Regions from separate parts of the Homo sapiens genome. Here all the other regions are linked to region 1. Evidence: chromatin loops called from intact Hi-C (ENCODE). Cell type or tissue: dorsolateral prefrontal cortex. All regions are shown on one strand. Region 1 overlaps KY (kyphoscoliosis peptidase). Region 2 overlaps LOC105374122 (a long non-coding RNA gene). Region 3 overlaps EPHB1 (EPH receptor B1). Region 4 has its middle 70 kb from the start of PPP2R3A.

What was found. Hi-C counts contacts between places; a loop is a spot of excess contacts. Peaks named below come from ENCODE experiments on the same cell type or tissue, not always from the same donor. Only the 100,000 strongest peaks of a DNase experiment are listed, where the experiment ranks them.
Region 2: a loop joins it to region 1, with 3.0 times the contacts of the local background. A loop is called at or near these places in 37 of 110 quality-filtered maps.
Region 3: a loop joins it to region 1, with 2.5 times the contacts of the local background. A loop is called at or near these places in 2 of 110 quality-filtered maps.
Region 4: it touches region 1 in a loop (23-fold over the local background); 82 of 110 quality-filtered maps call a loop at or near these places.

The regions. Positions count from the first base shown.
Region 1 is chr3:134,596,511-134,604,510 of GRCh38, forward strand. KY (kyphoscoliosis peptidase) reads right to left here. Exons shown (of 11, transcript NM_178554.6): 11 at 3,413-7,964. The coding sequence ends at 7,069. It also overlaps a transcript of CEP63 not described here. Among named protein-coding and RNA genes, the nearest start is that of KY, 51 kb to the right of the region's middle. RefSeq lists a silencer at 7,557-7,851. In dorsolateral prefrontal cortex, CTCF peaks have their summits at 4,514 (motif pointing right), 4,715 and 5,825; DNase peaks (open chromatin) are centred at 2,661, 4,521, 4,871, 5,801 and 1 weaker place; H3K4me3 peaks cover 1,067 bases; H3K27ac peaks cover 4,227 bases.
Region 2 is chr3:135,500,055-135,508,054 of GRCh38, forward strand. The region is part of intron 1 of LOC105374122 (a long non-coding RNA gene); the gene reads right to left. Among named protein-coding and RNA genes, the nearest start is that of PPP2R3A, 460 kb to the right of the region's middle. RefSeq lists a silencer at 3,573-3,867. In dorsolateral prefrontal cortex, CTCF peaks have their summits at 3,987 (motif pointing left) and 4,193; a DNase peak (open chromatin) is centred at 3,987; H3K4me3 peaks cover 1,001 bases; H3K27me3 peaks cover 443 bases.
Region 3 is chr3:135,236,614-135,244,613 of GRCh38, forward strand. EPHB1 (EPH receptor B1) reads left to right here. Exons shown (of 16, transcript NM_004441.5): 13 at 4,535-4,684. Among named protein-coding and RNA genes, the nearest start is that of EPHB1, 450 kb to the left of the region's middle. In dorsolateral prefrontal cortex, a CTCF peak has its summit at 4,001; a DNase peak (open chromatin) is centred at 4,015.
Region 4 is chr3:135,891,813-135,899,812 of GRCh38, forward strand. No RefSeq gene overlaps it. Among named protein-coding and RNA genes, the nearest start is that of PPP2R3A, 70 kb to the right of the region's middle. In dorsolateral prefrontal cortex, CTCF peaks have their summits at 3,488 (motif pointing left) and 3,692; a DNase peak (open chromatin) is centred at 3,499.

The sequences.
Region 1 (8,000 bases):
TCCTCAATGTCCAGTATGTGGCATACAGAGTTGGGCAAAAACACAAGGGCTAGACCTGGTGAAATGGGAACATGCTTTGACAAATGCTCAGTGGATGGTTATGGACTGCTAGGCAGTAGTACTTTCCTGGCCCTGTCTTCCTAGTCTGTCTTAGTTTTCCCAGTGAAACACTTGCCAAGCGTTTACCAAACACCTACTGTGTGCCGAGGAGCAGAACCAAAGCATATATATTCAAGGAATTCACATCCTAGGGGCAGAACCTCCAAGTACTTCCTGAATCCCAGAATCTTGTAGAAGGTTCTGGGTTAACAGATGAGCAACAAAGTGTGACATGAACATGGAAGATAGGCAGATAATTCCCCATGGCTTGGGCAGTGGGAGGACTAGGAAGGTCTGACAGAGTGGTGGGCTGGCCTGATCCACAAAGGCCAGGCAGGGCTTCCTCAGGCAGGAAAAGACGTCCTGGCTAGAAAGGACAGCATGTATAAAGCACGCTGGTGGGAGGTACATGGACTGCCTGGTGTCACATGGTTGATGATTCTAAGGGGCTCTCAGGGAGAGTGATGGGAGACAAAGTGGAGAAAGCAGTGTGAGGCCAGAGTGGGGGTCTAGTCTCATCCCTGAGCAATGGGGAACCATTGGTCGGTTTTAAGTAAGAGTGCAGCATGGAGCGATCCTCTTGGCTGTTGTGTTGAGGCTTCCCTGGATGGCAGGGGCAAGAGGGAGAGAAGGAGAAATAAGAAAGAAGCTGCCTTTCATCAAATTAGTCCACAACACCTTGAAAGTGGGCCCTTGGAGTACATATTTCTCCTATGTAGAGGCCGCTGTCCCTTCCACAAACCATCTTGTGAAGACTTTTCAGTGATTGCTGGATCCCAGATGGCTTTGGGTATGCTGACTGCACACACAGAACCCTCACCCAGTCTTTCCTGAACCCTCCATAGCATAGGCAAGTTAACTTGTGTGTGCTGCACAGGTCTCCCTTCTGGAAGAAGTTGCTGATTCTCTGCAAGGAGTGCAGGTCGCGGAGAGACTCCAGGTGTTAGCACCTTCAAGGTCTGCCTGAGCTTTTGAACTGAGGCCAAGCTCTTGCCAGGCAGCCCCAGCAAGTGGCTGAGCATGATGGTTTCTCTAGGGCCTGGCCATTTCTGTACAGCTCCAGACTCTTCTAATACAAATCTTTGTTTTGGAACTTCCTGTTGGGTTGGCTGGGACTTGGTCAGACTTGCACCATTGTCTGAGCTTCTCTCTGACTCATCCTGCTTCCCCCCTCCCTTTTAACTTCCACAGGTATTGCCTCCAGCACACTGTTTACATTCCTACTGTGTCTCAGCATCTGTTCTCCTGGGAATAGAACTGGTCCACCTGAACATATGATCTGTGCTGCTGTTGGTGCAGGAGGACAGGAGGGAAATAAGCTGGAAGCCATGGATGTGGAGAGTCTGGCTTCAAGATGGAGCTTGTTTACCTGCAGGTAGGGCTCCACCTCTGCACCCCATTGAGTCCCCCGCCTGGCTGTGGTACGAAGAGCCACCCTGCATACCCTCACCCAGTAGTGAAGTAGGCCGAGGCAGCCAGTGTGGGGTCCAGCGAGTGACATGCATCATCGAAGGTGCTTATTATTTTGATGAAACACAATACATTTCTTTCAGCCCGTAAAATCAAAGGTGTGCAAAAAGGCTGTTTTCAGGGTGTAAAACACCCCTCGTTTCCCTGTGGTGGTGCATAACTATTATGCCTCTGGGGCCTTTGTGCATTTTTCGGGCATGAGTGACACGAGGCTGACTGGGTGGCCTTGGCACCTTGTCTCTTTAGAGAAAAAGGAGACAGTGCTTCTTTCCGATTCCCTATAAAAACCAGTTTTTTGTTGAAGACCTGCCTTTCCCGCTAGTGCCTAATACCAATTATGTCTTTCCAGAGATGGTGAGATTGTTCTGAAAGGATTTCTTGGAAACCTTGTCTTAACAACCCTATCGTCCTAGTGTGATAAGAATATATGAATGGGAGGCCATTGTGGACAGTAATAGGGCCGGGAGGCTTCATCTCCCCATGGAAAGTATAAGACACAAACAGTATAGCTGAGATCATGAGGACCTGGTTTGTAGCAGGTCGTGGGAAAGGAGAGAAGGTGGAGTTGGGAGAGCAGGTGGGAGGTGAGACACATCCAGAAGGGACTGGGTTTCATCACCAGTGACTGCCATGAGTCTAACTTAGTTATCTGGTTGGATAGGGATGCATTTACTGAACTGGGGACCCAGGAGGAGTTGGGAGTAATTTGAGGGAGAGAAGTAACTCCAGTTTAGCATCTTTTGACTCGGAGATGCCTGTGGGACACCCCAAAGAGGACATCCCCGTTAACTTTCAGTTTCCTTTAGTTCTGCTTGCAAAATCAGACAGAACCAGCATCCTGTCAGAGGCTGTTCTTCCCCTTTGGTCCCTCTGCTGGGCTTTCTCCAGCCCCTTGCCCTCAGGCAAGAGAGGAGCCAGCAGTGCAGTCTGCCAGGGGCTCCAGGGGCAGGCTCTTAACACAGCAGGGCCCTTCAGATGTTCCACAGCAGGGCCCTTCAGATGTTCTGTAACTGACAACCCCAGGCCCACTGCCTGCCAGCATCTGTTCACAGAGACACGGCATCACAAACTCTCCGGACTGGAAGGGACATTGGAGGTCATCCACTCCAGCTTTGGGGATGGCATTTTCAGACTGTTCTAATAACTCAAGAGCTACTCCTTCTTTTGTGTGGAAGACTGTTTCTTCTGACTTCCTCTTAATATGCTGCCGGGTCTCCTTCCTAAGGAGAAGCATGCTGGGCCTCGTTTTTGTGGATCTAGCAGCGAGAGACATGACGAAGCCAGATTTGGGAACACAAGTTCTTTTTGTCCTTCACACTACAGCTACGAGAATGGTCTCCATGGTTACAGCAGCTTCTCAGAAATGTCTGGATTTTTCATTTTCTGTATTTCTCTAAATGTCTAGTTTATGAATAATCTGCTTAGGTGACCGGCTGGAAAGTTTCTGCATGTATATGAATATCAAGAAGTACATATTTATATACATTCAAAAGAAAAGTAGGCTGATAGGCATTTTTGGTAATTTTTTTTCTCCCACTGTAAAAATAAATTAGGATTGACTTTAAAATTTTCAAGTTAAACAAGATTCAATGAAAGAAACAGTGCCTTCGTGTTCTTCAAAGGCATGTGAACCATAGAGTGGCTGGAGCTAACCTGATTATGTTTTCTTTAATGTGAAATAGCTATTTGCCTGACATTCCATTCGCATCTCACCGTCGCATTCAACTGGCTGGGACATTGATTTTTTTCTAGGGCTTCCTTTGAACATGAAAGCATTTTTCCTGTTTCTCTCCATTTCCCACCTTGTGAGATACATGATAAGAATGAATCGATAATTACATTGTTGGATAAAAATGAATATAAATTTTATTGAAAAACAACACCAGCAACAACATGGAGAAAGCATACTCAACAGCCACCGGCCCACACAACTCAATGCACACATTATGAGAAGTAATCACCTCTTTCAATTGCCGACTACTTACTCCAAATGAAAAGAAATTATAGACCTAAGATAAACTGAGGCGGGCAATAGAGGCACACCATCTTCGAAAATTTTGCCAATAGCAAATGATGTAGTGATGCTGTTAACCCTCTGTTTGCTGCAGGCAGACCAGGATATCTCAGGAATTAATTGGTTTGGAGAGGAGAAAACCCACTCCTTCTAGTGAACATGGCATCTAAAACCTCAGACCACTGGGAAAACTTTTCTCCTTTTCAAGTCCTTTGAGAAGAGGATTTCACAAACTTTCTTGGCAACTTGTCCCTCCTGCTTAACAACAGGAAATAGTTCTTTATGTCTAGCCGAAATCCTTCATGCTTCAGTTAGTCTATTTATTTACTTTTAATCTTAGCAGGCAGTGAGGAGGCTGTCCTGGTAGGACAATGTAACATATGGGGAACTCACAATGATCATAATCAGATTGAAAATGGAGTCCAGCTGAGCTATGGCACTTCTGAAACAAGCTGGAAAGAAGTGTACTGAAGTTGTGGTTGTAGTGCCTCTGCCCACCACTCCTCCACCCTCGGTTCCCTTCTGCCCTGTGGCCTGGGGGCTGCCATCCTGAGAATTGCAAGCAGATACTTTCTGAGTTTGATCGGTTCCAATCCTTCAATGGTATAGTAATGAGTGTAGTCACAGCTGTTCCATCCAGTCCTATGTCAAGTGCTTCTGTTTCAAGAAGTTATTTCCAGGCAAAACAGTCCCATCACATCCCTTGTCTTTTCAACACACCAGGTTGTCCCCCAGGATGCCCTCACAGCTTGTGCGTGACAAAGATGTCCTCCGTGTACACATAAGGTAGCGCTGAGAAGCCACGAGAAAGCACCTAGTGATTTTAACATAAACATTTCCACAGCATTTTCAAGTTCTGCGAAAAAGCCCGGTGATAGATCAGCCTCGCGGTGTGCAGCGCCGGCAGCTCCGCACTTCGGACACCTGGGGGCGCCCGTGCCATTCCGCCGGCGACTGGGACTCGTCGCCCGGGAAACAAAGATGGGGATTTAAAGAAAAGCCTTCAAAATGCAACTCCGAATGTCTACCCTGAGCAGCATGCGTGTAAAAATTCATGAAGATTAGATTTCATTTCATGTATTTTTACTTCAGTGGAAAGAAATGCAGGTGATTTTCTGACTGCGCCTACAGCTGTCTTTACAAAGGGGGTGCCTAGTTAAACGAGAGGGAGGGGCTTGCTGATGCCCTGCGGTGCTTTGAGGGGCGGGGCCTCCCTCTCTGGTGCTGGGGACAGCTCCTATTTTGCTGGGTGGCATTCTCTGCAATGCTCCAGGATGTATTGATTAATTATATTGCATATCGAAAAGGTATGGGGGTCTCCAGCAGGACTAAGCGAGGCAGCCAGCGCGGGGTCCAGTGAGTGACATGCGTCATCGAAGGCACTTATTGTTTTGATGAAACAAACACATTTCTTTAAGCCCATAAAATCAGAAGTGTGCAAGACGGCTGTTTTCAGGGTGTAAAACTCCCTTTGTTTCCCTGTGGTGGTGCATAGCTGTTATGCCTCCGGGGCCTTTGTGCATTTTTCAGGTGTGAGTGACACGAGGCTGGCTGGGTGGCCTCGGTGGCAGAGACTGCGGAGGGCGCAGGACCTGCCCAGGACAGTTCAGCCCCCCAGGGGAGACACCCCTTTTGCTCGAGGCCGCCGGCCTGTTGGATGATGGGCACCCTTGTGAGCTGGTTCTGGGCTAGGCCACCGTGCTGGGTGGCAGTGGGGACTTTTAGGGGAGGGATCCCGGGGGATAATGAACAGAAGTGTCTGGAGCCTGGATCTTCAGTCAGGCCTGGGCAGGGAAGGCTGCTGCTGCCTGGCAGTTTCCTCACCCTGTACTCTGGATGGCAGGGGCCGGGCCCCCTTGGTTCACCTCTGTAGCCCAAGCATCTGGTACTTCTGTGAGCATTTGTTGGATACAGGGATGTGAGGGTGAGTGCCACGGAGGAAGCTATGAGGGTCCCAGCTGGCCCTGGCTGTGGTTGAGCCTGGAGGCCTGTGGAGGGGCTGTGGGGAGAGGTGCCAGGCAGTGCTGGCTCTCAGGGGTTGGGGGGCACTGAGACAGCCAGGGGCCACGGAGCTGGAGAAGCCGGGAGTTCAGCAGGGAGCATGTCTGTGTGCCAGGATGGTTCTGCAGTGGCCATGTGGGGCCTCTCTCGCCTTTCCCTCTTATCTGCCCTCGCTGAAGTCAGCCTTTCCTCCGTTGCCATGGCAACGGCAGCCTGAGGCGCTGCTGAGGGCCAGCTGGGCAGCTGAGGCCTCTCAGTCTGTGCCTGAGCAAGCAAGGAGCCCTGAGCTGTCCCCATGCAAGGTGAGACTGGAGGGGGCTGTCTTCTCAGAGAAGGGAGGAAAGGAGACGGGATAGGATGTTTTCTCCGAGACAGGCACAAAAGCTGCTCTCGTGCAGCTGGAATTCTTCCCAGCCCTGGCTTTGCTGGTAGAGACACTGGGGGCAGGCAGAGCCCTGTTAAAGTGTGAGTCTCCTCGGCATTGCCGCACTGCACTACTCACCTGATCTGCGCCCAGGTCCTTATTCAGGGCTATCCACAAGACTCCCCAAGGGCCTGGCCAGCCTCTGGAGGCTCTCTGTGGAGGTGGGGCAGGGGCCTGAGGCCCAGGCTCTGTGAGGGCCTGGAGGGCACTCCAGGCCTTAGACTGAACTACCTGCCCTGTGTACTCCTCTCAGAGCAGAGCTGGAGGTCTTACACCCTCAGACCAAGGCTGCAGCTCTGCCGACAGTGTCCCTCCCACCTGCACAGCCACAGCGGGCATGGGCTGCTCTTTGCTTTGCAGTCTCCTCACAACTTTCTGGTTGTCACATTCCTGACTATACTTAGGGATGTTGGAGACGATCAGCTTCCAGCCAGTTGTGGGTCAGCTGGCTTCCTCACCACACCCTTTTTCTTGGGCTCTTGAAGAACAAGAAGTAGCTAATGAAGAGGCAGCAGGATGCAGAAGATGATCAGGTCTGGGAGGAGAAGATAGTCCAAGATTCCCTGGGGGCTCGGAGCTGTCGAGAGGCACGGTGATATTGCTTGAAAGGGGCTCTGTGATTCAAGGACAACCCAGCCTTGCAAATCATGTCCCCTTGGGCATGGAAGAGAATTCTCTAAGCATCATGTGAAAAGCTGTCAACCTGGGCAATATCCCTGCTTTCCCTCATCAACCCTACAGCAACAACAACAGCAGCAGCACTAATACGAGAAGGGGCATCTGGATGCAGGTGTACAGTTTACAATACCTTAGATTTACATAGCACCTTTTCCTTCTAAAGAGCCACTGCCTCTGCCCCCTCAGTCACAGCCACACCTGAGTGAAGCCTTCAGAACACAAAGATCACAGCTCCTGTGGCAGAGGTGGGACACTGAGGCAGAGGCCTAGAAGGGATTTCATGCAGACTCAGTGGTGTCCAGGGCTCCCTGCACTTCCTTCGAGCCCTCCCTGGGGAGGTCTGGCCTTGGCCCTTTGGGAGGGTAAGACCGGGGCACAGCCCTCACTGGGCATTCACTTTGTATTTCAGGATGTAGGAGTAGAAATTGTGGTTGGCATTCTCCAGCACCATGACATAGACTTCCTGGCAGCCAGCTGTGCTGCAGCTTCCCTCCCAGTAGCCCTCGTGGTTCAGGGTCAGGGGCCATGTGTCCTGCCCCTTCACCAGGACTTTGGCAATACCATGCAGCTTCAATTTGAATGGGACATTCCGGTTGGCAGGAAGCACACCTGACAGAGGTTCCAGCAGCTCATTGTCCTGTCCCCAGTTGCCAAAGCTCTCAGGGAACATGGGCCAGTTCACCTTGGTGTTGGCACAGCATACAAGGTAATTAAAGACGAAGATGTAGTTTCCTGGTTCCTGCCTCTTCTTGACAAAGATCTTGAGGGCAAACTTGCCTGCATGGGGCAGCTGGACTTTCAGCTCGGTCTGCTTCTCCCGGTGCAGCTGGAAGATGTAGCGCCGCTGTGTCTCCTCAGTGATGGGGCCATCATCCCCGTGGAGGGAAGCCAGGACATTAATGCCCTCCTCCACGCTGAAGCTGATGGAGCAGCGCCCGTCGCTGGTGTGGATGATAGGGTCAGGGTGGGAGGGCTTCATGATGCCCATCTGCTCCGAGAACCAGCTGGGGCCCACGGGCTGGTGAAGCTCAGCAGGCAGCTGGACACCCATGTCCACATAATTGCACTTGAGCGTGTACTCCAGCACTGAGCTGTAGATGTCGGAGTTGCCCTTGGCAAAGATCTGCAGCTTGTGAGTGCCCATGGTTGGAGGGTACACCTCCAACTTCATCCCATTCTTCCTTAGGCTCAGCAGCCCATGCTCTTGCTTGCCATTGAGCATGAACATGAACAGCGTCGGGGCGCAGCTCTCAATGGTGACCGTGGCCTTCCCATTCACTGAGGAGAGAAAGTCAGGGTCAGCAGAGATGGGTC
Region 2 (8,000 bases), 900 kb after region 1:
CAGACATAGTCTCTGCCCTTATGGTGCCTATGGTAAGATATATGACAAACAAGTAAACAAAGAATTAAACAATTATAAAAAGCACTACAAAGGAAACAGAAAGGGCTTATGACAGAGAATAATGAGAGGGAGCGAAACTACTTAGACAAGATGTTCAGAAAAGGCCTCTTTGAGAAGAAAATGCACTCTCATTTCCTGAACCCAAAAAAATAGAAGCCAGCTATGGCAGACACCACCATTTGCCTAATACATTTCACTTCTTCCTTATTTTGCTTATGTGCACAGCACAGTGTACCTAACTAAAACACGCATATCCCAGCTTTGGCCATTGAGGTATAAGCTATAATTTCGGAGAAGGTGTTGCTTCCCTAATATAAGGACTGCCCTTTCTTGCTTCTCTTCAGCAACTTCTTTTATCTGAAATATGGATAAGATGGCTGGTGCTATGGGAGTCATCTTGCAAACAAAAGGGAAAAGCAAAGACAGGGATCTTTTCTCTCATATTTTTGAGCCAATGACCAAGGCAACCTCTTTAAACTTCTAATTGAATGAAAAAGAAAAAAACCCTGTATATATGGAAGTACTGTCATCAGAATGTTCTGTTATTCATAGTCAAATGAAATCCCTCACTATTATACCAGCAACCACAGCACAGAAAGGGCATTTTGGGAGAAGAAATAACATGCCTGAAAACCTTAAAGCAGGAAAAAGCTTGGCATGTTTAAGGGTAGAAAGGCCAGTGTGGCTAGAGTACAGCAGGCATGGAGGAAAGTGAGAAGAGCTAAGGTTGGACATATAAGGGAAGGGTCAATTAAGCCTGCAGGCCAGGGTTAGGAGTTTGAATTTTATTAGAGGAGTGAATGACAGCCACTGGATGGCTGATTTACACTCTACAAAGATCCTCTGCCTGCCTTGTGGTGAAGGACTTGGAGGCGGGCAGGAGGAGAAGTGGCGAGACAAGCCAGGGCCATTGCAGTTGTCCTGGGGAAAGAAGACATTGACGTAGGCAGGGACAAAGGCATTGGTGGTGGAGAAAACTACACTGAAATGGCAGTGTGGCAGCCAGTTTGAGAGTAATTTGGCAAAAAAAAAAAAAAAAAAATCAATACAATATGTGAAGAATTTAAGCATTGCTTGTTAATCAAGAGGATCAAACTACTTATTGCCACAGGCCAGGCAGGTGAAATAATATTAAATATAGCAGCTAACATTTATTTATGTGTTATGGTTGACAGACACTGTATCATTAATCCTTGTAATGGCATTATAAGGTAGACATTATGATTATCCCCATATTACAAATGAGCAACTGAGTCATAATCAAGTAACTTGCTTGAAGTCAAAATTTTTAATAACCTGGTGGAGGTGGGTTTCAAACCCAAGGCTATCTGATTCCTTGATTCAAGACACAAGGGGCTTAGAAATTGCTCTTAGATGATTTTCTTTTCTTTGTATATGCTTACTATCACACATCAAAAGTCTCCACATCCTCCATTCATGGACTAGAATCCTTATCCTTGAGGGTGATGGAGGGAGGAAAGTCTACATGTTCTGGAGAATAAAACCTGGGCACATTTATTGAGACTTTATTACATGCCAGGTCCTCTACGTTTATTATATCCACTTTACAAGTTGGGAAACTAAACTGCAGAGAGGTAATGTAACTTACCCAAAGTCACAAACCTAGTAAGATTCAACCCAGGCTGTCGGACAGGTTTAACCATTGCACATAACTGTCTCCTTCAGAGGAGTTTCTTCTCAGATTCAAAGTCTGAATCTTGCTCATTCTGCACAAAAGGTAACCTGAATGGTGTAAGGGCCCAAAGAGCTGCTGTTCCACTAAGCCAGAAACATCAAGCCAGTACTCACCTTGGGATCAGTGGTGGTGAACACATTGGGGCTGACAGATTGTTTCAGCTAAATGCAAATTCACTGAACTAAAAGCCCAACTAGGACCAAACCAAGCACAAAGATGGCCGCAAGACCGTGAATTAACTCTGCCTACTTCTAGTTCTCCTTAGTTATAGCTCAAATGTCACATCCTCAGAGATGCTATCCCTGCTGAGCTTAGCTAAAGTAATGCTCCCTTGCTCAGGTCACTAGCTACCCCACACCTTACTTATCCTTCCTCTTAGTGTTTTTAACTCTAGAAAAATATCACTTTATCATTTATGTGTTTATTGTCTGTCTCCACCCATGAGAATGTAAGCTCCATTTTTCCCATGCCTAGAATGTCTGGCACATGGTAGGCATTCAATAAATATTTGATGAATGAATGATTGAATAAATTTGTTAATTTGCATTGGCATCTGGGGAAAACACTTCAAGCTCTAGACAAATACACAGGTTTCTCTTCAACTTAAGCACCTGGGACAGTAGAAAGAGGGACAAATAGCTAAACTGATAGGATGGCATTAGAAAATGGCATCAGAAAATGGCATCAGGATTAATGCAGGTGGTCACTTTTTAAAAGCTCCTTCTTAGAAATGGTAGCCTTCTTCTATTCCCATGGGAGGTGGCACGACCCACTACAGGGCATTTAAGTATGCCAGTAGAAGCTCAATTTAGTAGTTCCCTAAATTGTAGTAGGTCGAAGCTACAAGGGAGAGAGACAGTGGTGGGAGGGCGCCCTGGGAGAGCGCACTAAGGAGGAGGTGCAGTCCAGGGATGGTCCCCGTGACGCCCAGCAGTGACAGCAGGCAGAGCCCTAGGACCACAGTAGAGTGGCTGCTTGTGGCCCTCACCTGTTGGTTTATTATTCTCATCAGCAGTAATGGAGGTTCCCCCAAGAGCCACACTCTCTAGCCTGCCTTTCAGTGTGGGCAGAGGCAGGAGAAATAGTATGCATGGCTAGTGCTTTTTTGGATGTCTGCACCCCACTGGGAATCATTTCCATTTTGCTTCAAAATTTAAATAAATAAAAACACAAATAAACAAAACAGAAGCTCTCTGATGCGGATGAGAGAGTCATCCCTTGCTCATTTTTGTATTCCTAGAAAGAACATAAACCATACACGATCTTTTCCTGTTTTTTGGTACAGTTATTGCAGGCTGGCTTTTCTCATTCTCTTTTGAATACCTCGAGCAGAACACCCCTCGTGTTGTTAATGACTTCAAAGATACCGGGTCCACTGTGCGGCAAGTGATAAAAATGTACACAGCATGTGTTGGATAAATTAATAAACTCTCCAGAGCCTCAGAGTCCTCTGGCCCAGCAGCACCGTAATGAAATGTTATTCTGAAGTGGAGGAGGTGGGAAGGAGAAGGGGAGCAGTATTTAATATATGCAAATTAACTAGTATGCAAATTGCCACTAAGTTAAAAATAACGGACTGCGAGAGAAACCTATTTTTTAAGCAGCTTGTTTATTCATTAGCCTAATTTCCATTATCAATCCTTCTGTTTTCTTTTTTATTAAGTACTCACATTTGGGGAAGTTTGCTTCCTACAATTTGTTTTGCTCCAAAATCCATAACACTGGTAAGAACAATCACCATACATTAGCTTTTCTTGGTCTCATTCTTGATTTTGCTCCTAGCTTTCAATCCCTTTTTCTCTTTCTTTCTTCCTGCCCCTTTCCTTTTGCCGTTTTCTCCTATCACTTTCACTTGCCTTGTTTCTCTGGCACCTTTTGTTTCACTGCTGAATGCGACTCCATGAAGCATCAGGCAGGGGCGAAGAGAAGCCTCCTGTCCTATGAGGTCTGACTCCAGGGACCTGTTCTTCCAGCCACTCGCCCTCATAGGTGGACTCGGATGCAAAAGGCACCAAAATCCAGCTCCCCTGCACCTCAGGGCGTGTGCTACCATTATCCCTCTCCCAGCAACAGAAAAGCCAGAACAATGCACGCCCTGATTCGGGTCTGTATATGGCCTGCTCTGTGTAGAGACAGACCTTACACAATGTTAAAGACAAATTGGCAGCCAAAATCCCCGTCTTTTGTCTCAAGAAGCATCTACCTTGCTATGAGAGAGCTCTGGTGCCCCCGAGAGGCCGAGAACGGTACCGATTGCTGGGCCGGTTATGGGGAAGGCAGGAGGCTGGAGTACAGCGTACACAAAGCCCTGGGCAGCAGCGTGTCCAGAGGGGAGATCCTGAAAGAAGGGGTGCCCTTGAGCAGCTGGGGAGGGGACTCAAGAGAACATGCTTTGCCAAAGCTGCACATAGCTTGCAAGGCTAGTTTTTGTTTTAACCGTTGTCATTTTTCACAGGGTTTGTAATCACATAGTTATTACGAAGCATCAAAATTATTTTTTAACAAGAGGTTCTTGGTACATGGTGCTTAGCTGTAGCTGTGCAAAGCTGTTTGTGCCATTCCAGCTCCTAAGGGATGTGCATCTTAGACACACAAGCACATACTCTGAGGGGCGGTATCTCCTGGTGTCCTAGAGAAGCTGTGGCTGAGACCCACGGTGGAGAATCTCAAGGCTCGCCCTGTCAGGAGCCCTGCTCCACAGCAGGCTGTGCTGCAAGTCAGCTGCAAGGGATTCAACATGAACACAAATTCCCAGAGCAAATAACTCTTAACTCCCTCTCCCTCCTGAGTTCCCTCAGTTGCTATTGCTTATAACTCTCCTGGGAGACACACTATGTCAGAATAGGAACCACATTTTTCAGGTTTCAGCTCAAGGTCAGAGCTCTGTCATTCCCCTGCTAAAGTACCTATTACTCAGGGGCAATGATGTCAAATGTAAAAGGTCACACTTTGGCAGCTGCTAGGGATCGTCCACAGACAGGCGGTGGCTGGGGAATGAATTTGCACCAGTTCCTTAAACTCCAGCATGTACTGCAATCTCCCATTGCTCTTAGGGCTAAAAATGGTGTCAAAAGGCCAAAGACCTGAAAGAGGCAGATGATACCAGAAACAGTCACTGACACTAAGCTCAAGATGGAGTCAGAAAGATAAATCATTATTATTTAAGCTCTGCACGTTTTAATACATACTCTCTTTGCAATATTTCCATAGAATGAGGAAATAAATCACCCTGCTCTTGACATTTTTAATAACTTTAAGAATGTGGTTAGGGTAATACTTAACTTTATTGACATATTGTATGGTTCATCTGTCTCATCAAACCTCAATGAAACTTCAATGAATATTAACTGAGGACCCCTAATGTATTAGGTACTGCCTGAAAAATCTCCCAAACAGTCCCTATCTGCCCTCCAGGAGTTCTAACTTATTGGCTTGACTCCTGTCTGTGGAAATCAATAGCCCACAGGGTAAGGTTTTATGGAGTTGGGGGTAGGGACTGTTCAGATTCTAGCTGGAGGATTTGGTTCACTGGGCATAGGAACACCTCTTCTTAGACTCTGGCTATTTGTCCTCAGGTTTAGATGCCTTTCTTGAGCAACACAGACATGATGAATGGGAAGAAGACAGACCCTAGTGCCATTCAACAACTATGCCTCAAAGATAGTAGATGCAGCCTACTGTCTGTGATGTGTATGCGACATTGTTCTTCCTGGTCCCCTGCTTTCACAGAACAGAAGAGAGGCCTAGAGTGGACCTTAAACTCACCAAAGTCACATAACTAACTCTTTTATGGCAGAACAAGGAGTAATAACCAAGTGTCTTGATTTTCAGGCCAACTCCCTTTTCATTAGTAAATGATAATGGTGGTGTATTTTACAAACGGGTAGGGGAACAAAAGGAAAGGGGGTCAAATAATTCAAGTGCTGATAATGATAATATTTAACCCATTTCTCTAGGATTCGCTTTTTGTCACCTTGGATTCTCAAAGACACAAGTTTTCTCTCTCACCCTCAGGAGTTTTTTGAGCTGGTGCCTTTGCAAGAATACTCTGATCTCCAATCTTGTTCTCCCAGCCATTCTTAGACATTCTCCAGGTCTTTGTTTGGATATCACTACCTCTAGTAAGCTTTGCCTTGTTCCTCACATCTGAGCTAGGTGCCCTCTATATATTTTCAAGGTCCCCACCCCCTGTCCTCCATCACAGCTCCTACCACACTTTATTGTAATTTTCTTTTACTTCTCTGCCTTCTTCAATATTCTGTGAACCCCTGGAGGAGAGGAACTATATCTGTCTTGCTCAATCAAGATTATCTCTACAGACTCTAAAGTTGTAGAGTCTCTATAACTCTAAGAACGTGGTTATAGTCAACTTTACTGATATAGTGTACAGTGCATCCATCTCATCAAACTTCAATTAAATCTCAGTGGCCATTAAACGAAGGCCTAGAATGTACAAGGCAGTGATGCCTGGCACAGAGTAGATGCTCAATAAATATTTTAGAATGCATTAAGGAAGAGTGGAACATAGAACCTCATCAGGGAGAAAATGTCACTAGCCATTCCTGTCACAGAAGTATCCAATTTCTCCCTCCCCCCTGAATACATCCTTGGCTGCTAATCTGAGCATTCCAGAGTGAGACTTACACTGTCTGAGAAAACATGTTATAGGCTATGTAAAGATAAGAGAAAGGTACACACATTTGAATATGGTCCGTCTTATTTATAGGAGTAAACCTAACACTCAGGAAACACATCTTCTGGCTAGCAAAAGCCAAGGAAACAAGCAAATATTGGACAGAGAAATAATTTTGCAGAAATATTGCAAAAATTGTTTAATATCTTTGCTACATAAAGAATTCATATAAATTGATTAAAAAATAAAAGAATAAAGTCCTCAATAGATAAGTAGGCAAGGGACATAAACAGAAAATTTCTATAAGGAAAGCCTTAACTAGCAAATAAAAATATATAAAAATATCCAACCTTGCCTGTTAAAACAATTGTGTGGTATAGGACCTGGATCCAGAGATAAGAAAGGGTCGGTTGCCCCTCTTACCCCGGCCTTACTCACTCACAGCAGGACTCGTTGTTGCTGCTGTATTTCAATGGGCAAGGTGAGGCATTGTTTGAGTATAAGCCCCCAGGTCCTTAATAGGCTAGGAGAGATGCAAAGAGCAACACAGTGAACAGCACAAGAATGAGAATTCTGAACTGGTAGCCAATAGAGTGGGAGGAAGCTGGACAACAAGAAGAGGGATGCAACGGCACAGAGGTGGCTTTGCTTGTTCCAGGATGCAGTGCCTAATGTGGCTAGCCCACTGCCTGGCACATGACAAACACTAGAAAACTGTGGGACTAAAAATACAATATTGCACATGGAGGAGAAGGAGTCAAAAATATAAATGAATGTTTGAAACAAGGTAATATGTTTAAATATGACACAATCCCAGGGGCTTTATGATTTGCTGTGAAAGTGTGTTTTTGGCTTCTTGTTCAAACAGCTGCCATGTAGGGTTCCCTCTGGTGCATCCACCAGAAGGGAAATGAGATTCATTAATGTATAATATCAGCATGGCTCCTAGGTGCCTCACAAATTCAGACATGGGTCTGAGAAACAAAATGATAACAAAAATATGATTTACCCTATTAAATTTTCAGAAGTTAAAAATAAAGATAATATTTTATTGGTGCAGTATAAATATAAACACAACAATTTTTTGAAACTTTTTGAAAGCAGTCTGGCAATATCTATCAAGCACCATGTATCAATTAGTTATTGTGGCAAGAACGTTGTGTAACAAATACATCAAGAGAGCCTGTAAAATCTGCAAGGAGTTACACATGTGTTTCTCTACCTGGGCAATGCGGAAAACAGGGTAACGCCAACCCACCAATGGGAGGCAGCTCAGTCACTGGGCTCCTTTTCTGAGCTCAAAGGGCAATGCATAGAGTTCAACTGAATTCTCATAATTGCACATTAAAAATTCATTGAAAGGAACTTCATAGGGTCATAGAAGTGTTCTATATCTTGAATGCGGTTAAGCAGGTATGTTCACCTTTCAAAACTCATTAAAATAATCACCTAAAATATGTTAATTTTATTGTATATAGCTTATTCCCCAATAAAGTTTATTTAAAAAATAAAACCCAGTTGAGAATCACTTTAACTTTAAAATTTGAATTATAGAAAACTGGTTTTATCTGAAAGCAGGCTGGAAAACTTAAGTTGAATCAAAAACTATAG
Region 3 (8,000 bases), 640 kb after region 1:
CATTACGAAATTCAGAGCCATTTCATGATACACTCGGCCATGAACCTATCACTTCCAAACTTCAAGGGGATCCTCTCATGCTGCACAACAGAAATATTTGGTGAACAAGTCCATGAACACAATACTCAGTATTCATGAGTGGCTGGATTTCTGCCATAATCCCATTGAGATTTTGTCTCACACAAGATGGTGGAGAAAAGTGCTGTAGCAATGCCCAGACACATAGAAGTGCTACCCTCTGGGCTTCTCAACAATAAGCAATTAGCAAAAGGAATCAGTCATATGCCTGGACTTTGGCCTGGAAAACTTCATACTTGGGTGGGCTCTAGAACCAAAGCTATGTGTTGTACTTCTGTAACCTCACCGTGGCAAGACAGTGTGCTGGCTGGATGGTGTTAGGGACATCCATTGCCCATTGAGAGTAGGGCTGAGGCTCATCATTACCATGTCCCCAGCAGGGTACTGAGGACAGAATGGGTGCTGCATAGATGCTTGCTGCAGACTGTCTGAAGCTGAGGGACTAAAGTGCCTCTACACCAAGAGCTTCTACCTGTTGGCATCACACCTGCTGGCAGGTGTGGATGTGGGTCAGCAGATGACCTTGAGGATGACAGGGTTAGGATTAATTCGCTGCCAGATATCTTCTCGTAGTTCACCAAATTCTACACACACACACACACACACACACACACACACACAGACAGACACAAAATCTTAAATTTATCGTATATCTGAGTTAAGACATAATTTTTCTGAAGCAGTGGTTTTCAAACATTTGAAGAATTCTTGGCAACACAACTATTCAATGCAAAGCTCTGTGTGGAAGGTGTGTATGAAGTCTTGAAGGGAACTCAGACCCCTAATGACAGTGAGCTGCCTCTTCCTCTTCTTCTCTTCTCCCTCCCCCATGCTCCAACAGTGACCCCTGCGGCAGCTCTAGGGAAACCCAGTCCCTGCAGAAAGCAGACCCATACCCTTAGCATCCCCCAGGGAAGCAAGTCATCTGGTACCTTGTAGAAACCCCTGCCAGGGACAGTGCTCTCCCCAAGCCCAGTGTCAGCACTTCTGTGTCCGTATGAATGCAGATTCCTTTCCAGTGAGCCCCATGCATTCTTCACTGCCCTGAGAATTTTTCCCTGATATTCCTCACCACCCAATGGAGCAAGCACTCCTCTATGCCCCTTCCTCATACCTGCACTGGGGAGCTGGGGGCTCTTAGGGCACTTTAAAGTCACATGGCTGTGTTGGCCCTGGTGTCTGGTCCAAGCTCCTCATGCAGCAGCAGCAGGACCGCCTGGCTGGCAGAACCCTGCCTGCTGCAGCAGGGTTCCACTTCCTTTTCTTCTGCTTCCCTCCACAGGGCTGGTCACCATCCTCTAAATTAATAGATTTCCTTTCACATAATTGAAGACAAGTTATAATCATCACTTGATGATATTAATTATGTCAATAATTGATATTGATATTGATTATATCAATAATCATCACCATGATTACCTCTGAGCACCAGAAGGCAACATTGACAATGATGTTTGAAAAGATGGAAGGAAGGTTTAAAATTCCTAGGAAACAAAGTGCCCACTCTTGTGCTCCCCTGACTTTGCATTTCCTTTTGTTCTGCCTCCCAAGTCAGTGTCCCCCTTCTCTTCAGCTGAGCAGGAGAGCCTGCCATGACAAGCTGTCACCTGCCTGTCCAGGGGCTCTTCTCAAAGGCTCAGCCACCTGCTGGGATGGAGGGGGGCGGCGGTGACAGCCCAAGCTCAGTGTTCAGTGAGGCCCAACAGTGCAAGGTGGCAGGAGGGCTGTAGGCTCCTTGCCGTGGGCCAGGCACTGCCACTTTCCAGGCAGGAGGGAGCGGCTCCACAGCTGTCACTGACAGCCCCTGGGGTTTGCTCCAGACTTGGCAGAGGAGGACACTCTCAGACTCCCAAATCACCTCTTTGAAATTCAGAAGAGCCACACTGTCATCTCCCCTCCTCTCTCTGACACAAACACACACAAAAGATAAGCAAGCCCTAACTCTCTTTTACTCAGAGACCTACACTGCCAAGTTTTCTCTGTCTCCCACTCTCACACACAGATTGATACATTCTCACACACAATCTGGTTCTCTGTCTCTGTCTCTCTCTCTCTCTCACACACACACACAGTATACTAATTAAACTCCAATTCTCTCCTACCTCACTTAACCCAGGTATTTTGAGAAAACCAAAGCCCCTCTTTTCTGGGGGAGCCCAGGCCATCTCGAGGTGTGACAACAGCACCTTCCCTAATGGCAACACACAACTTGGGGTCTCTGCACTATCAGACATTGACCTCCAGGTGTTTGGTAGCTGCTGCTTCACTGGATGAATTCTTCACCTCTCTTCCCAGCCGTGGGGAACATGTTGATAAAACCAGTAAATTCATTCATGTTCTGGGGGATGATGAGAACAGAGAGTCTGGCTGCAGCCACAGCCTAAGCATGCCCTCCAGGCATTTGTCGTGTAGCTGGCATTTGAGCTGAGGACATCTCCCCCACCACAAAAGCCTGCCACCATCCTCAGGGGAAATTAGGACTGTCTTCTTTGCAGAAAGTGGGATGTGTGCCTGGGGAGGTCCAGCCTGGTTGCCTTTATTCCTCCCAGGCTCCAGATAGGAAACCAGATAAAAATACACTTTGCTGTTTGCTCCTTTTTTTTTTCTGCCTAGCTCGGGTTAACCATTTTTACATTTTTACAGTATTTTTGCTAACGTCAACCATGTATCTTTGGTGACTTGAGCAGATTGTAAGAATGGGCAGTATAAAAATATCCTCTTTCAGTGGAGGCATGAAGTAAATGAGGAGGGGAGTGAGGGAGCTGCCGTCCCTGCTCTGTGCTGTTACTGCTGCAGCCAGTGGCTTCATGTTCCACGTAGTATGGAGAGAGACAGAGCCTAAGCATGGAAAAAAGCATGAAAGGGTGAAATCCTGGCATTTGGCATGAAAAACTGAAAAGGGGGGTCATATTTGCTATAGGGAGTGATGAGCTTTTGAGGACAGCCTTGGCAAGAACCCTGTTTAACAGCTGTAATTGGCACTGATGCTGGACAGCACAGGCCATGCCAGCTGTCTGCTCTATGCTCACCTCCCATTACTTCTCCTTCAGGAACTCCCTGCTTCAGCCATTGTGGATTGCTTGTATGTCCCAGCCTCTCTCTTATCCCTGGCCGTTGAGAAAGCTGCTCTCTGCCTGGACTTCCCTCCTCCAGTCACTTTGCCTGGTTAACTTCTACTTGTTCTCTAGGGCTGAGCATAGTGAAAATAATAGTTAACACTGGGCTGTGTAGGTGCTGATGAGAAACTGAGGCACAGAGAGGTAGGTTACTTGCCCCCGCCGCACAGGTAGAAAGAGGCAGTACTGGTATCCAAACCCAGACAAAGGCTCCAGGAGTTCTTAACCACCACCAGAAACTGCTTCTCTAACAGCTCCTGCCTGCCTTCCCTGACCCTTCCCTGTGTTGGGGAGTCTCCTCTGGTTTTCAGAACACCTTGTACCCACTCTCATCTTCACCTTCCCTCACTTTTCAATGTTTTTAACAATATATTTTAAGTTTTTGTTTTCTTGTCTGTCTCCCCACTGTCCTGTTCAGCTTGAGGGCAGGGACACTGGCTTATTTCTGGGACATCAGCTTCTCAGCAGGACCTGGCACAAAGTGGTGCTTATTGCCTATTTGTTGATGGGATGGATGAATGAGTGGATAGATGTGAATCCCTTAGGTAAACAAAACTGGCTAAGGTCTGGCAGACAAGCTGAGGGCCAAGCAGAGAGCCAATTTAGAAACTTCCAGTGTGGGATTGGAGGCAAGAAGGAGAAACAAGCCTAAGAGTGGCCCTGTAGAAAAGAGCATCTCTAGACTCTGGAATCTTGACCTCCACTGAAGGGCTGGCAGGACAGCCAGCATGTAGAAAGACCACAGCACTGGGACCATTCAACCCTCATGAAGCTCAGGGCTATCTGCATGCTACAGAGTTAGGGAAACCTGCCCCCCAGAGGTGGAATGCAACAAAAATGGGGCAGAGGGCAGCATAGCATGACCTTGTAGTGGCAGGGCTCTCCAGGAGGCATGCTTCATCACTCTTCTTTCCTTTTGTACCATTGCAATTCCTTCTGACCCAAATGTGTTAGCTTTTACATTGCCAGGGAGCAAAGAAAACCATAACTTGTTTCTCATGTAGCCAATCTCAGGTAGTTCCAGTGAGTTTTATGACAGTTACACTCTCTCCTCCCACCCACCTCCCCTGCAGCAACATTGGAACCCACATAGAGGGAACCAGGGCACATGTGGCATATCCACATGAGGCTAGAAGCCAGCACAGGCATGCTGGTCACCTTGAGCTTCTCTAACTAGGCACAGCAACATAGCTTGTGCACGAAGCAAGAATAGCCTGTCTGTCATAATTCACAAGATATGGGAGTGAGAGTTTGGAAGAATGTGCATGCCAAGTTTTTTATTGCCTGCCTTCAATCAGAAACCTGATTGTTGGGCTGACCACGGTTTCTCCTTCTTTCAGGGAGGGAAGATCCCTGTGAGATGGACAGCTCCAGAGGCCATCGCCTACCGCAAGTTCACTTCAGCCAGCGACGTTTGGAGCTATGGGATCGTCATGTGGGAAGTCATGTCATTTGGAGAGAGACCCTATTGGGATATGTCCAACCAAGATGTGAGTGTCAGCAGCACTTGGTCACCACAAACCCCCATTGAAGGGATCCCAAAGGCAGTAGCATACCAATTCCTCCTGTTTTCAGCTCACGGCCTCATAATCTGAACCTGCAGTGTTCAGGGTAGGGGATACAGGGACACCCTTAGCATGGATGTTGGAACTAATCAAAGAGCCCAGCATGGAGGTGTGAAAGGCCCTATAACCACAAAGCCTGTAGAGGTGCCAAGGCCACAGTCTCCAACCCAAGAGACAATGGGCTGTTTCCAAATGGCTGAGGACCATGAATAGATCAGCCCCAAATTAAGCAGTAAAGTCTACCCTGCTTCTAAGTGTTCAGGTTCTGTGTTTTCCTTCCCTGTGAACGACAGAGGGGAAGGAGGCACTGGACTGGGGGCCAGGGCCTGGGTTCCCATCCTGCTCTGCCTCTGACGGCTATGCTCCATTGAGCCAGTCGCAGTTTCTGTGTGGGACTTGTACCTCTTAGCTTTAAAGAGAGTAATTGGAAAGGGCCCTTCTTCCTTGAGAATTCACTCTTCTATGATCCCATATCACCTATCAGTGAAGGAAGAGGTGGAAAGCTTTCCAAAGCTGGGCAGCTTCAGATGGGCCACAGGAGAGGGTCCCTGTCTGTGGGGAGGTCAACACTCCCCCAGGATGCCCTCAAGGGAAAAGGGTGAGAAAGGAAGAGATGGGTCATCTAACATGCTTTAAATAGAGGCTTTTTGGAATGTTCCACATGAGAACCTTTGCTCCATACTTACTAAAAGGTGAGGAAGCCTTTTTCGGATGATTTGCTTTGATAAGTCTCCAATGAAAAGTCCTGCCTGAATTTCAACACTGCCTCTCACCCTCTCCAGGGACCAGGCCTCTTTTGTGTTTTGCATACATACCCTCCCGTTGGAGCTGAGAGGATTACAATTTGCAAAGCTGCATACCTATGTTCTCTGCTTGCCCTTCCCATCACTTTGGGAGGGGGCAGTTTTTATCCTTCCCAACTGACAGCTAAAAGAGAAAGAATGGTCCCCAGTTCAGATCTGAGTCCACTGGCAGCCAGCCACACTGTAACCCCCTCTGTGCTAGGGTGGACACTGAGGAACTTGTCAGCTATGGAGTCAGCAAGCCTTCTATCCTGTGAAAGGTTTAGTGCCATGGCAGCTGCTCGGAAGATTGAGAAAGGTGGCAACTTCCCAGAGAGACTGTGGAAAGAGGAGCTGGGGTACTTCTATGACAGTACTCCCTGTTGCTATGGGCAGAGTGGCTCCAGCCTGGAGTGGGTGAAATGGCTGCACCATTAACCGGGTCCTGAAGTCAACTATGGCTGGTGTCTAGGTCCTCTATTATCTGGGATTAGCAACACCTTGCCTCTGCTCCTGAAGCACATCAAATCAGTAAGCGGTGGAGTTAGTGCAAAGCCTGCTTTTATGAAATCAGCTGCACCCTGGTTCTGTCTATACCAGCTGCTAAATAAGTATAACATGTTAGTAGAAAAAGCAGACCCAGCAGGGCGCAGTGGCTCATGCTTGTAGTCCCAGCACCTTGGAAGGTGGAGGCAGGTGGATTGCTTGAGACCAGGACTTTGAGACCAGCATGGTCAATGTGGTACAACTTTGTCTCTGCTAAAAATACAAATTAGCCAGGTATGGTGGCACATGCCTGTAATCTCAGCTACTCGGGAGACTGAGGCACGAAAATTGCTTGAGCTTGGAGGCAGAGGTTGCAGTGAGCCAAGATCGCGCCACTGCATTCCAGCCTGGGTGACAGAGCGGGACCCTGTCTCAAAAAAAAAAAAAAAAAAAAGAAAAGAAAAGAAAAGAAAAATCAGACCCATCTTATCCTGCCCAAGACCTTAATCTGACTAAGAACAATTCAGCACTTACAGAATGAATTACAAAACTGTCTGACAAGCAAGATTTCACATTCAAGATATTTTCTGTCAATGCTGAAAACAAAATTTCTGATATTAGACTTCCAGAATTCCCAAGTTATTCATTTAACACACAATCAGTGTATGCTAGTTGTGACTAAACACTGTGCTTGCTGATTCTAGAAGGTTTTACAGTCCGGTGGCATAAACATGGGGCTTTGAGAACATTTGAGTGGAGGAGGTAAGGGAAGACTTCCTGGATATTTGACGTTTGAGATGGGTCTCAGAGGGAATAAGAACATCTGTAGAGTAGCAGTTTATTCTAATTTTGCGTGCTCCTTCAAAATAAAGCCCCTAAGCATTGTCTCAAGTGCAGTTTTGCTCCTCGTGGGAGGCAAGAGGTGACTTCATGCCCATTCAGAAAGCTTCTTACAACCTGGCCTGGGAGAGAGCCAGGAGGGGCTCCCAGCTGCCGGGCTGAAGCCTCACTCATCAGAAACCACCAAGTTGGTGGTGGTAAAGGATTTTACAGATGACAATTGAAAGGTTTTAAGGAAGAGAATTGCAGAGGCAAGTTGGAGTGCCGGTAATTAGGCTTCCAGAGCACAGGAAGGTCTTTGAACATGTACAGAGAGTTTGTCAGCCAGAGAGAGCAACTTGGAAGTTCTGCTGCTTGGATCTGATTGACAGAGATAATGAGAGTGGCAGTGTCTGTGGAGAGGAGCTGCAGTCTTATTGAAACATCAGAGCTTGACTTAACCCACTCTGCCCTGGTTTCTCCACTGCTCTGAGTTCCTCCACTTCCCTCTCCCCAGTGCAAGGTCGACTAGGCACTACCCACAGCCTGACTCACTAATGGGAAATACATGTCTGGGGGCAGCCGGGAGCAGGCCCTGAAAATACAAGGGCAACAGGAGGGGCTCTGCCCACTTCCCAGAGGCGTTCTAGTCACTCCACCCAGTCCCAGAGAGCACCTGGGGTCAGACTACCTGCACCTGATCCCTACAGAACCTGTGTACCTACCATTTCTCAGTACAGGTGAATAAAGGCAACCCCTCACCACACCTCCTCCCTGCCTCTTTAATTAGATCCCAGGACGTTTGCTTACACTGGCCTTTGCAATGGCCAAAAGAGTTGTTGCTGAACTTTCAAAATGAGACAGCAGAGAGCTCTGGGTAACAGTTGCCTAGACTGGTCTCCTTGCCCCCAGAGCTTTACTTTTACTTCTCTCTGGAAATGCCATCTGATTTCATTCTAATCTTCAATCTTCTCAATAGCCACTTATCTCATCCTCTTGTGGACCAATGAAAGGAGCCCAGAATTCACTTCTGTTTTCAACTCTGCTCAGTAGGACACCCTATGCCTCCAACCTTAGGCCATATCTTTCCATACAATTCAAACCTGGTCATTGTCATTTACAGCCATCATCACATGGCCAGAATGAAGGTGCTT
Region 4 (8,000 bases), 1.3 Mb after region 1:
CACATTCTAGCTTCACTGCCTTGCCTACTCTTCCCAGAAGAATCCAACCACACTTCTACATCATGATATTTGCATCTGTTCTCTCTGTCTGGAAAACTCTTCCTCCAGATACTAACATGGCTTGCCCTTTTATTTAATTCAGGTACCAAACAAATGCAGCCACTTTAGAGAGACACTTCCTAACTTTCTTATCCAATGTAAAATAGTATCCTGTTCCTAGCCCCCACATCACCTTTACCCTTTTACTCTGCTTTTTCTTCATAATACTTATCACTACTATTGTACATTACACTTTTGTTCATTTATTTTCTTATGCCCATTTTTCTCACTAGCTTGTAACCTACATGTAGGCAAGGACTTAATTGCTGTTATCGCCATCAACTTAGACATATGTGGCACAAGTTAGATGCGCTATATTTCCTGGATGAATGAGTGTATTTTATTGGGTATAAACAAAGCCACAAAAATAAATACTGTTCAAACCACACTAATATTCAAAAAGTTCTCACCAAAAAAGGAAACTGTTTTGTTGCTCTAGTTTTTTCTTCCCTTTTTAAGGGGTAATGAGTGACAACTGGATATCCATATGCGAAAGAATAAAGCTAGACCTCTTCCTTACACTATACACAAAAATTAACTCCAAATTGCTTCTAGAAATCAATGTAAAAGCTAAAACTACAAAATTCTTAAAATAAATAAATCTCTGTTGTCCAAGCATGGTGGCTTATGCCTGTAATGCCAGCACTTTGGGAGGCTGAGGCGGGCAGATTGCTTGAGTCCAAGAGTTCAAGACCAGCCTGGTAAACATGACATGATGAAACACTGTTTCTACTGAAAATACAAAAAAAAAGCTGGGCGTGGTGGCACGTGCCTGTAGTCTCAGCTATCTGGGAGGCTGAGGTGGGAGGATCACTTGAGCCAAGGAGGTCAAAGCTGCAGTGAGCCATGATTGTACCACTGCACTACGGCCTGTGGGAGACCAGAGTAAGACAAGAAAGAAAAGAAAAGAGAGAATGGGAAAGAAAGGGAAATAAAAGGAAGGAAGGAGAGAAAGAAAGAAAGAAAGAGAGACAGAGAGAGAGAAAGAAGGAAAGAAAGAAAGAAAGAAAGAAAGAAAGAAAGAAAGAAAGAAAGAAAAGAAAAGAAGGGAGGGAGGCAAGAGGGAAGGGAGGGAGGGAGGAAGGGAGGGAGGGAGAAAGTAAGGAAGGAAGGGGAAGAGAGAAAGAAAGAGAAAGAAGGAAAGAAAGGAAAGAAGGAAGGAAGGAAGGAAAGAAAGAGGAAGGAAGGAAGAAAGAGAGAAAGAAAAAGGAAGAAAGAAAGAAAAAGAAGGAAAGAAAGGGAAATCTTTGTGACATAGGTGACATTGGGTTGGGCAATGCTTTCTTAGATGCAATACCAAAGGCATAAGTGATAAAAGAAGAAATAAACTAGACTTCACCAAAATTTTAACCTTAGCTCTTCAAGAAACACCATCAAGAAAGCGAGAAGATAACCCACACATAATGGCAGAAATATTTGCAAATCTTTTCTTTGATAAGGGACTTATACCTAGAATAAAGAGCACTTAAAACTCAACAATAAAAAGGATAATAACCCAATTTTTAAATAGGCAAAGGATTTGAATAAACACTTCTCCAAAGAAGATATACAAATGGTGTGTGAATTACCTCCCAATTTTTTAAAAAAGAGTAATGAGCCCTTTGTTGGGTTTGTTTCAGGGACAGACTCTAAATCCGTATCACGCCTACATTGTTGATACTTTACTTAAACCACTTACAATGTTCTAGAGCTGTGGTGGTCCCAAAGTATGGTCCCCGAATCAAGGGCATCAGCATCCTCAGGAACTTGTTAGCAAACTCTCTGGCCCCTCTCCAGACCTACTGTATCAGAAACTCTGGGGTGGGACCCAGCAGCATGTGTCTCATTAAGCCCTCCAGGAGATTCTGATGCTCACTAAGGTATTAGATCCACTTCTCTGGGCAAGGAGGAGCATAAGGTCTCTTTCCTTAGAATAGGTCTGACTGTACTAAATTCCTACCCATCTCCACCCTCAGGACATTGGATGAGCCCTGTTCTTTCTTTTTCAATAAAAGGCAGGGCTACTTTGCTCTTTTCCATTCTTCTTACTCCATGTATTCTGTGCATATGGCTACCCACTCCCACCCCTCTGATTGTCTTTCTCCATATGGCCACCCTGGTAGAGATGATATTCCAATATTTAGGTTTGGGGAAGCTAGGAAATCCCATTTCCTATTCATGAGATCTTAGGCACATGGACAACTCAGTCTCTGACCAGAGGACACTGCATTGACATGTTGTGTATATGATTCCCAATTTGTTATTGTCCCTTGGGTATACAGCTCCCTTGAAAACTCCATGGGGAAAAGAGGTACTGTCAGGCCAGGATGGAGGCATTTTGGGTCCCTGTCTGAATGACTTTATAATAGCATCAAAACCACCCTCAACCTCTAACACCCACCAGCATGACATTTATCATAACTCCCAGGTTTATACCATGTTTACTTTGCTTACCAAACACCTACCCCTCTTAAATAAACCTAATTAATTCATTTACCCACATCTCCACCTACATGGTCAGTATGATCAGGGAGCAGTCGTGTACACAATCCTTATATGCTTATTAGGGGGGTTCTGGGAAGCTTGCAGGCATAGGCAGTTGGTCTATGGTTTCCGAGGGTCAGCAACAGAACCCTGTCACCTTAGGCAGCAAAGCTCCAGGCCTATTCCCCACAAGAAAGCAAGCCTCTTATTTAAGTCTTGATTATAGGTTACCTGCCCTCACAAGGATCATTCCTGGGGCAAACAAGTGACTTCTATCAGCCATGCTCAAGGTGTATGCATATGTGTGGATATAATACATCCAGAGACATGAAAATAAATCCCTCACTGGCTCCCTTTCTGCAACAGAAAACAGAAATAGAGAAAAACTTAACAACTGCAAGCTCAGAGCCAAGTTATCAGAAACCAAATTAAAGCTGTTGGGTATTTTTGTTGAAACATCTCTACCTCTGAAATCTAATTTCTTGCAACTTTCCATATAGGATCCTGTGTTGTATTATTTATAAGAAAATAATATTCTGGCCTCCCTTGACAGCATTTCCAGGCTGCAGAAACCACTGTAGCCATGAAGTAACAGAATAATTTTGGTAATGTTTCCATAGCTACCTTGCTTCAAAGTGAGGTTTATTCTGTTTTAAAGTCTGCTGACCTATTCACAACCTTATTTGAAGTATTTTCAATCTAATCCCTCGTCTGCCTATTATTGTCTTAATGTTCTTGTGATTTCTATATTTAAGGAGGCCTTGGATGCATAAATATATGGTAATCAGGACTTACAGTTAGATATAACAATATGATGATTTTTTTTTCTATTCTTTTCCGATGTGTATTCATCATGTCCCTCCCTTGCAACACAGGGAAACCTTCCTGAGGATTTTGGAGGTAAAGGCTGTTTAAGGTACACTGGTGCCCTCTCGTGGCCACTCTGGCCTTGGGCTTTCCTTCCCAGAAACCTCTTAGACAATTGATTTTGCAAGAGGTTAATGAGAAAGTATACCTCAAAATGCCATTGCTAATTGTCATGAGTGTCCTTGTGTCTGTGTCTTTTGCCCCCTGCAGGCATGAGGGTCTGTCTGAGTAGCAATGTAACCCTGAGGGACCCAGGCCTCTGCTCTTTCCTTCCAAGGCATGCTTCATTAATAAGAAATGCTGTTCAGGGGTTAGGCCTTAGGAAGTGACCTGGGACACACGTAAGGAGGAAGATGACAGACCAAACAACTTTCAGAAAGACTCTGAAATGAAGAAAATCCACAGAAAGAAAAGGTGGGGCTTCACCTCAAGAGAGCACAGCTTATCAAGAAAGAGAGCAAGGAACAGGTAGTACCATATGCCTTTTTAACAACTGAAAATATAAACCCCGTGCTGGCTCAGAAAGCATGACAAAGCAATCAGTAAAATCCTAATTAATTCACTGTGACTCATTTTTATTCAATAGACATAAGAGTGGGTGAATAATACATGGGCCCAGTATTGTCCAATAGAACTTTCTATGATGATGGAAATGTTCTATATCGGTGTTGTGCAATACAGTAACCACCAGCTCCTTGGCCTATTGAGCACTTGGAATGTGAATAGTGAAACCAAGGAACTGGATTTTTAATTTTATTTCATTTTGGTTACTTTAAATAGCCACATGCGATTAGTGGCTACCATATTGGAAAGCCCAGGTCTAGGGGGACAGATAACTACAATATAAGCAGAATTCATAGTATAAGCAAGTACAAATAAAGTTCCATGGTGGAAGGGGGAAATAGGGATGATCAGAAAAGTTTCAAAAAACAGGAGGCATTTGAACTAGACCTTGACGAATGGGTTGATCTTATTAGCAGAGATGATAAGGAGAGCATTCCAGACATCAGAAATAGTATGCACAAAGGTGTGAGGTGGGAAAACTTTACGTAAGTGTTGTAGAAACAGGTGTGGAGTGTCTCCAATATGTGGCTGGATGTAACATGGGAAACATTGATTGAAAGCAAGGAATGTGAAGCCTTTGATGCCTTGAAGGGTATTTTGGCTAAAATCAATAAACAGTAAAACCTGCAACAATCCCTCCACTGAAAAAGACTTGGAGGGGAAATGAAAGCCTGTTCTAATGTGGGAGAGACTGGGTTCCCAGGGGGCTAGGAACTCTGTAGTAGAAGCCACTGAAGCCATTGTGTGGAGAAACTGGAGGGAGGAGGGCCTCAAGGCAGGGTATGGAGGAAACCATTCCAACAGTTGACCCAATGAGAGATAGGGAGGGCCTTAACAAGGATAAGGACTGAGAGACTCCCATTTGGTTCCCCTTACCTCCTACACACGATGCATCAGAACTGCCATGCTGTTGTGATCCTAGTGGAACCAAATACCAGAGTCAGAGTAGTGTCATACTGTATGACATGCCATTCAGCAATCAAAAAGTAATTTCAAAATAACTTGCATTCTTTCTTGAATTTCTCAAATACCTTTGGGCTGCCTCAGGTCATCCCCCCAGCATCCTGAGGGCTGTGGCCCTCAAAGAAATTCTTTGTTCTCCCATCTACTCCCTCCATGCACCAGAGCCACTCTCGCACATTTCCCCAAAGCTGCCCAGAAAACCTTCCTGCATCACTAGGCCCTGAGCCCCCTATCCTTCCTCCCTCTCCCTTTCCTCTCACCTTCCCAGCTCTCTCTCCATCCCCCAGTCTCCATTTTCTGTCCCTCCAAATTCTAAGGAACAGTTCCCCTCGTTGTATAGGGGAGAGCAGGAAACAGAGCCCACAAACCAAAAAGAATCTTTAGGTGGCAGGGAAGGGTGAAAGCTGGGAATTTTTATAGAATCACCTGCCTCCCACCCCCCAAAAAGTGGATCTCCTACTTCAGTGTCTCCCCTCTCCTCCTCCTGCTTCTCTTTCATCTCTTTCTACAGTAATATCAAAGTAGAGTCCTTAGACCAGCAGCATTGCATCTGCTGGGAGCTCATCAGAAATGCAAATTCTTGAGCTGCACTTCAACTTACTGAATTACAAGCTCTGGGAAAAGGGCCCAGGAGCCCAGGAGACATGGATTACATTAAACTTCAGAAATCAGTGGTCTAACAGGCCGGGCATGGTGGCTCATGCCTGTAATCTCAGCACTTTTGGAGGCCGAGGCAGGCAGATCACCTGAGGTCAGGAGTTCGAGACCAGCCTGGCCAACATGGTGAAACCCCATCTCTACTAAAAATACAAAAACTAGCCAGGCATTTTACTGGCAGGCACCTGTAATCCCAGCTACTTGGGAGGCCAAGACAGGAGAATAGCTTAAACCCAGGGGGCGGAGGTCGCAGTGAGCCGAGATCGCGCCACTGCACTCCAGCCTGTGCGACAAGAGTGAAACTCCGTCTCAAAAAAAAAAGAAAGAAAGAAAGAAAGGAATCACTGGTATAACAGATTTGAGAGCCATCACTATCTCTTTTGCTTCTGGGGGTGCTGTCATGTGAACTTGGCTGGGTCCATCTGCCCTTCTAATGTATCTTAGAACTAGGCAATGGGGAGTTTCCCAGGCAGAGACATGCCAACATTCACACCTAATCCTCCTCCCCACAAGAGTCCTGGCTACACATCATGGCTCACAAGGAAAATGAGAGAATCTAGAGGAACACTGAGGGAGGCACACTGCTGTAAACACAAGTGATGGCCTCCAGAGGCATCAGGCAGCTCTGGACTATGAGCAGGAAAGCATGCCTGAGGACAAGATTTATGTTTTCCATAAAGGAAGCAAATGTGAAGACCATCTCCTAACACCCCAATGCTGGGTTCTATCTCACCCTCACTGCAGCCTTGAAATGCCAGGAGTGAGAGGCTAAACTGCTGCCATAGTCCCACTGGTAGCCCATTCTGTCACACAGAAAGCATATTAGAGGAGTGCACTTTCTAGTTCAGACTCTAAGCTGCCTCTGAGGTGGAAGAGAATGGGTCTGTATACATGGATATTATAATCTGCTTCTTCCTCCAAATTGTTTTTGTTTTTGTTTTCAGATGGAGTCTGGCTCTGTTGCCCAGGCTGGAGTGCAGTGGTACAATCTTGGCTCACTGCAACATTAGCCTCCTGAGTTCAAGCAATTCTCCTGCCTCAGCCTCCCAAGTAGCTAGGATTACAGGCGTGTGCCACCACTCCTGGCTAATTTTTGTATTTTTAATAGAGACAAGGTTTCGCCATGTTGGCCAGGCTGGTCTCAAACTCCTGACCTCAGGTGATCCGCCCACCTCAGCCTTCCAAAGTGCTGGGATTACAGGTGTGAGCCACCTTGCCCGGTCCTTTCTCCAAATACTAAACTCAGTTAAGGATTTCTTCTAGGATAAAAGTGAAGCCATACCTAATATCACTTTCTGCTTCTATATCCAGCCCCAGGGTCTCAGATGTATAATTCAATTTATAAATTCTCCTCCAGATTAACTGCTAGTCTGGCCTCCCTTTCTCTTAGCAGAAATACTACCAGCCAGCAGGAAGAATTGGAGGGGTAAGCTTTCAAGATAGTATGAAGTCCCATATTGTTATCCCGACTGAATCCTGCCCCCCTTGGTTCTCCTGCCCCCCAGCAGGCTGCCTGCTGCAGGACTTATCGAGTAAGCACACAAGGCAGAGCATACCTCTTGATTACTGTTGCATGTTTACAAACCCAGCCTGGAAACAGTAGTTGTGGTCCTCCTCACCACACATCCATTCCAGGCAGCAGGGTGTCCTGCCCAGAAAAGTCCATCTTTAATCACTGTGGGTCTTGAAAACCCTCACATAGAAGATGGCGTCTCTCTGTCTTCTAGCCAGCCCATCTTTAAATCATTTTTGACACATTATATTTACATTATAAATCAGTTCTAGTATTTTCTACCTTTCTTATGATTTCTTCTGCCATTCACAAGTTACTTTAGAAGTGTGCTTTTTAAATTCCAAAATGTATGAAAGCTGTCAGTCACATTGTTACAGATTTCTAAGTCAATTGTATTCCGATCAGAAAATACAGTCTGCCTGACAGTGAAGTTATTTGAGTTGCTATTTGAGAGTTGCGAGCCACATGAGGTCAATTTTTGTATATACTAGATTAAGTTTATTAATTCTGTTGTTCAAATCTTCTATATCTTTTGTATTTTAGCTATAAGATACTATTAAACTCTCCATTGTAGCTTTATCATGTTCTTATAATTCTGAAAATATGTGATTTATATAATTTGAGCCTATGTTATTAGGTATACATAAGTTTAGAATTATTTATTCTTAATTTTTTATCATTATATAGTGGCCCTGTAATATGTATTACATACATACATACAAGTATGTTTTTCTTAAAATCTATTTTGGCTAGTTATTTGCCTATTATGGTTTTTTAATTACTTTAATTCTTTCACCATCCTTATGTTTTAGGTATGTCTCTTGTAAACAGATAAAGCTGAACTTTGACAATTGACAATGTCTTAAACAAGTTT